2 separate regions of the Homo sapiens genome follow, and region 2 is linked to region 1. Evidence: read pairs that join two places in POLR2A ChIA-PET (ENCODE). Cell type or tissue: MCF 10A. All regions are shown on one strand. Each heading gives the region's core, and the rest is flanking DNA. Links, peaks and the distances in the headings are about the cores only. Region 1 has its middle 8.7 kb from the start of FOLR3. Region 2 holds the start of NUMA1 (nuclear mitotic apparatus protein 1).

What was found. ChIA-PET counts read pairs that join two places held together with the same protein. Peaks named below come from ENCODE experiments on the same cell type or tissue, not always from the same donor. Only the 100,000 strongest peaks of a DNase experiment are listed, where the experiment ranks them.
Region 2: POLR2A ChIA-PET joins it to region 1 with 11 read pairs; 7 of 35 experiments call an interaction of 5 or more read pairs at or near these places.

Annotation. Positions count from the first base shown.
Region 1 is chr11:72,142,958-72,145,859 of GRCh38, reverse strand. No RefSeq gene overlaps it. Among named protein-coding and RNA genes, the nearest start is that of FOLR3, 8.7 kb to the right of the region's middle. In MCF 10A, for the core only: a CTCF peak has its summit at 1,650 (motif pointing right); a DNase peak (open chromatin) is centred at 1,679.
Region 2 is chr11:72,079,299-72,082,200 of GRCh38, reverse strand. It overlaps NUMA1 (nuclear mitotic apparatus protein 1), which reads left to right and starts at 1,659. Exons shown (of 27, transcript NM_006185.4): 1 at 1,659-1,743. LRTOMT (leucine rich transmembrane and O-methyltransferase domain containing) reads right to left here and starts at 1,351. Exons shown (of 9, transcript NM_001145310.4): 1 at 1,316-1,351. It overlaps LRRC51 (leucine rich repeat containing 51), which reads right to left and starts at 1,351. Exons shown (of 6, transcript NM_145309.6): 1 at 1,316-1,351. RefSeq lists enhancers at 338-1,292, 1,304-1,573, 1,293-2,248. In MCF 10A, for the core only: no CTCF peak of the experiment used is centred there; a DNase peak (open chromatin) is centred at 1,500.

The sequences.
Region 1 (2,902 bases), core at 195-2,694:
TGAGCCCCCATGCCTGTCCCATATTATAAGTAATTTAAATGTTATGAAGAAAAGTTTGATGGAGACTATAATTATAACAAAAACTTCAATAGCACCTTTTTTTTTTTTTTTTTTTTTTGAGATGGAGTCTCACTCTCACCCAGGCTGGAGTGCAGTGGCGTGATCTCGGTTCACTGCAATCTCCGCCTAGCAGGTTCAAGCGATTCTCCTGCCTCAGCCTCCCAAGTAGCTGGGATTACAGGTGTCGCCACCACACCCAGCTAATTTTTTGTATTTTTCAGTAGAGACGGGGTTTCACCATGTTGGCCAAGCTGGTCACAAACTCCTGACCTCAGATGATCCACCCGCCTCAGCCTCCCAGAGTGTTGGGATTACAGGCATGAGCCGCCACGCCCAGCCTTCAATAGCATCTTGAAAGGAATTTCTGTTTGGTAGAAAGCCAACTGAACAGATCATTGATAGGATCAGTAGTTTTATTTCTTGTAATCATTTAGCTTGTTTGGAAATTCTTTCTGTATGAGTTTTTCTTCTTTTTTTTTTTTTGAGACAGAGTCTTGCTTTATCAGTTTGGAATGCAATTGCGTGATCTAGGCTAACTGCAACCTATGCCTCCCAGGCCCAAGTGATCCTCTTGCCTCAGCCTCCCAAATAGCTGGGATTACAGGCATGTGCCACCATGCCTGGTTAATTTTTGCAGTTTTTGTAGAGATAGGGTTTCACCATGTTGCTCAGGCTGGTCTCAAACTCCTGAGCTCAAGCAATCCTCCCTCCCCAGCCTCCCAAAGTGCTGGGATTATAGGTGTGAGCCACTGTGCCCAACCCTATATGAGTTTCTACTTCACCTGAAGTGTTGATGTAAGTGCAACAGGTGTTATGGGCCACTGCACAGACTCTTCCTTGTTTGGGTAAAAGAAAATCTGAAGCAATTAAATTATCTATTACTACTTGAGCCAGGGAATTCAATTTGTTGGGCTATAAGGCTTTTTGCAGTGTCTTCAGCTACCTGTCCAATAGTGGCAGATAGGTTTGAATATGCTGGTCAAGTTTTGAATTAGACTCCTTCAGTTTTGAATTAGTCTCATTTAAGGAGGTTATCTGAGACTCCCAACTGTGTTTAGAGCTCTCATAATAACACTGAAAAATGGTCTCCCGTGGGAGGATTCCTTGAGTCCAGGAATTTGAGACCAGCATGGTCTATAAAAAATTAAAAATTGAAAATAAAGAAATTAGTGGGGTGTGGTGGTGCATGCCTATAATCCCAGCTACTTGAGAGGCAGAGGTGGGAGGATGATTGAGCCTGGGAGGTCGAGGCTGCAGTGAGCCATGTTCGTGCCACTCCACTCCACTCCCCATGACAGAGTGAGACTCTGTCTCAAAAAAAAAAAAAAAAAAAAGACCTCCCATTGCTTCTGAGAGGTCCTGAACCCTATTGTGCATGCAAATAAACTAATTTAGGCATGTCAGACATTCTGCCAAAAGTTCTCCATTTTGGCCTATAAATCTTTATATTGTTCCAGGTTAGCTTTTTTCCAGGATCCAAAATATTCACAAGACTTTTTCTCATAATTCTGAAACATGCATGTTCCTGATGGCAGCTGGTCTGGGACTGTCTCCTTAGAATCTAGATTCCCCAGAAAAGCATAAGACATTCCTTCGTGTGCCACTAGAGGGCAAGCATCCTCACCAAACCTGATGGGCTGATGCGCCGGATGAGTCAGGCTTAACTGCCCCCAACCTCCCCATCTAGAAACCTGGGACCAACAAAGATGGCACTTGCAGGGTCCGGATGGAGGGGATCAGGGTAAAAAAATGAAGTCCTCGAGATCTCAATTCAAAAGTGAGAGATCTTAGATCGGGGAGAGCTTACCCACCTTCCTCCCAAAGCTGTCAGGGAGACAAATGAGCTGTCAATGGCTCCACCTGGCACCTGTGCATTCACTTAGGCTGGGGGAACCTGGGCTGCTCCATGGATCCTACTCTTGTCTTCAATTATATTGGCTTAAAATCATAAGATCTTTACATTTGGAAAAGAGAGCTTTATTTCTTTTGATGGGTTGCAACCTACAAGCTAGGAATTGAAGGGACAGGGGTTTTACACTAAATCAGTTGGCTAAACATATATATTTAATAAGTTTTAAGAGGATTTATGAATATTCATGAGAGTTGCACACATGTGTACCAATAAAACATGTTAAATATGTCCCATATTCACTTCGGGGTGGAGACATTAAAATGCAGTTGAATTAGGCTCTGTATGTCAAAATGTGAAACACAGGACCCAAAGCACTTTGTGTGCTGCCTCTGTAAACCAGCCAGAACTGGTCCATGGTTGAGAGTCATTGATCAGCCAGGAATGTTTTGTAAGCTGATCAGCTGTCATGTCAAAATCAGGAAAGGGAAGGGAGTCTCGGAATTGGTTGAAATTGAAATCAGTGAAGGAGTCTCCTGTTCTTGGTTTTCAGGGCTGGTTTCTGTTTAGCTCTTGGGAAAGAAGCCTGGTAACGGTTCGTGAGGAAGCAGGTGTGCTGAGGTGTGAGTGACCTATCATCACGGCCAGGAAACTTGGATTTTAAAGTTTTTCCGGGGTCTCTTTGGCCAAGAGGTGTCCATTCAGTTGTTTGGAGGGTTGAGGATTTTATTTGTATTTCCCAGAGGGTTGAGTCCTCTTAAGACCTCAGCAGGTAGAGGCCTCTGGAAACCTCAGGCCTCTTTCCTTCTTTATACCCCAGTGCTGATGGGAGAAGGGCAGGCAGGTGTCTAGGAACGCCTGAACACAGGAGCTCCTCTAGATGGAACTCCTGCCCTGTCATCCGCTGCCCCTGGCTTGGGGGCTGATCATGAACTGAACTTTATGGCCCCTCCACTGCAGGAGTGAGACCTGCTACCTGAGGCAGGCCCCTGG
Region 2 (2,902 bases), core at 204-2,703, 64 kb after region 1:
TCTTAGTCTCTCTAGTTCCTTTTCCCCATTAAAAGTTTCAGGGGAGGATCTGAAATTCATTCCAGCTGAAGTGTAAATAATACAAAGTAGGCCACACAGGTTCCTTTTCCCTGGGGCAGTTTAACTTGTTCCTTGGAACAAGTCCTTCCGCTATAGAGGCAGTAGGCTGAAGCTAAAGAGACTTAGCTGGAAGTCGGAGAACTGGAGTCTAGTTCTAGCTCTGTCACTAATTTGGTGTGTGGCCTTGGGCAAGTCCCTTTTCTCTGGGTTTCAGTTTTCCAATCTGTGAAATGAAGATAAATATCCTTGACTCACAGAGCTGTTAAGAGTATCAAAAGAGAGACTGTGAAAGCACTGGGTAGGTTACTAAATGTAATAGATCTGTCGTGAGTACTAAAAAAAATGAAGCTCTAACTGTAGAGCTTTGAGTAGCGGACCACGGAGAAGGTGTGGGGAGAAAAGGGAATCTGGGGACAGATTGAGAAGGGGTTTTACTCCTTGGAAGAAGAAGGAATGAGGCACTTCACGCCCCAGGAAGTTTCCTACATCTCTAGAATTAGGGTAGCGACTGCGATTTACTCAATCTAATGCTAACCGCATGTCTTGGAAGAGGGTCTCAGTTCCTCAGAGGAAAACCAACCCCATTTCTGAGGGCGTTTCTGATCTCCCAGGTTATGCCTGGAACTTGAAGCATCCGATTTTGGGAGCTTTATGTTTGCGTTGGGGGCGGGGTTCGTTGTTTTGTTTTGTTTTTGTTTTGTTTCGTTTTGTTTTGTTTTGAGATGGAGGTATCGCTCTATAGCCCAGGCTGGAGTGTAGTTGCGTGATCACGGCTCACTGCAGCTTCAATCTCCGGGCTCAAGCGATCCTTCTACCTCAGCCTCCCTAGTAGCTGGGGCCACTGGAGCGCGCCACCAAGCCCGGCTAATTTTTTTATGTTTTTGGTAGAGACAGGGTTCGCCATGTTTCTCAGGCTGGTCTCGAACTCCTGGCCTTAAGTGGTCCGCCCGCCTTGGTCTCCCAGTGTTGGGATTACAGGCGTGAGCCACCGCTCCCGGCCCTGGGGGTGGTTCTTAAGCATCCCCAAATCTGTATGGATATATATCTCAACGCCTATCCCTCCCTCTGCTCCCCCTCGCCCAGTCTGTCCCATGTGAGTGTTGTATCTTGTTCGCTGTGAAAGGTGATGAGGGTCGGTGGGGGAAATCTCAGATCCCCGAGCAGGAAGGTTCTTAGTCGTTCTGTGAGTGCCCCTCCCTTCTCCATAGATCTCTTGTCCCCTAGAACGGGTTTCCTGTTTTCCCGCCCGACTCACCCGCAGTCGCTTCCTCTCCAGTCTTGGCGTCCCACTGCCTCAGGGTTACTCAGAGCAACTCCATGGCAACTGCTTTCGTCACCACAACCCGGCAGGCGCCATAAGTACTGACGCGATGCTTACCGGGACCTTCAGTTTGTCAGGGGCGGGGCTTCAAGGCCGCGGGTGACGCTGGGATTTGTAGTTCTCTTTGCCTTCAAGTACAGGCCGGGGTCCGGAAGCGGTGATACCCCTTCTCTTTCCCAGTGGCCCTCAAACTTCCTTTTCCCGGGTCCTTAAGCGGGCCCCGCCGACAGAGGCCAATCAGAGGGCAGCGCGAGGGGGCGGGGCCATAGTTTAAACTAATTGTGCGCTCACAGCGCTGGCGCGAGCCCACGAAGAGGTACGATTCCGGAGAATCGCGAGGCAGAGCGGGAGCGCGCAGCCAGGTAACCGGCGCGGGCCCGCGTTTGGCGTGCGGCCTGGGCACCCCTGCGGGTGCTCAGGCCTAAAAGGGGTGCTGGAGAGGCCGCTGCGAGCGGAAGGCCTCCTCCATAACCGAGTCCGAAAGGGCAGAATCTATGGGGGTAAGGTTTGTGAGGAGAGGCGCCTGAGAGGGAGGAGCCGGGGGGGGGGGGGGTGCCTTAAAGGGGAGGGTCTGTTTGGGGGCGTGTCTGTGGAATTAAATCTGAAGGTGACTGGGGTCGGGGGTATAGGGCAAGTTCCCGAAAGGCTTGTAAGCGAGGGGTCGGGTCCTGGAAAGTCTTTGCCTTTTATCGTTAACAATAGCAGTAGTTATGGTAGTGCAGTAGTCAGCATTTTCTGAGCTACACCGTCCACAATGACCTGCCAAATGTTTATCTTTTTAATCTTCTAACCACCTGTTATACTTTAAAGATGGGGAGCCTGAGGTTTATAATGTTTAGCTTGGCCCGGGTTACGTAGCCAGTGCGAGGTTGGCTCTACTTTGGGTTTATGGGTTGGGCATAAATGGGGACGGGGAAGGTGCTTTGTGGGGGCGCGCGTTGTCTTGGACTGGTCAGTGTATTTTGAGCCTCACTTTTCATATATGTAAACAATGACCTTACCTGCCTTACCTACTTCCTGGGGTGGTTGTCCTGGTCAAAACAGGTTAAGTCTTTTTTTTTTTTTTTTTTAATTTTTGTTTGTTTTTGTTTTTCATCCATGGACTCTCACAGATAACATGTTTCATACACGCACCTCGGAGAGTACAAATTTATGACTATAAGTGGTGTGACTGTGTGAAGATTGTGGGTGGGCGGGAGCCCACTGGGTTGATGCTGCCGCCTCTGGGTACTCTCTTTTGCTTACCTCTGAGTTAGCACTTGTCATTTTTTTTTTTTTTTGAGACGGAGTCTCGCCCTATCGCCCAGGCCGGAGTGCAGTGGCGCGATCTCGGCTCACTGCAACCTCTGCCACCCGGGTTCAAACAGTTCCCTGCCTCAGCCTCCCGAGTAGCTGGGATTACAGGCGCCCGCTACCACACCCGGCTAACTTTTGTATTTTTAGTAGACACAGGGTTTCACCATCTTGGCCAGGCCGGTCTTGAACTCTTGACCTCGTGATCCGCCCGCCTCGGCTTCCCAA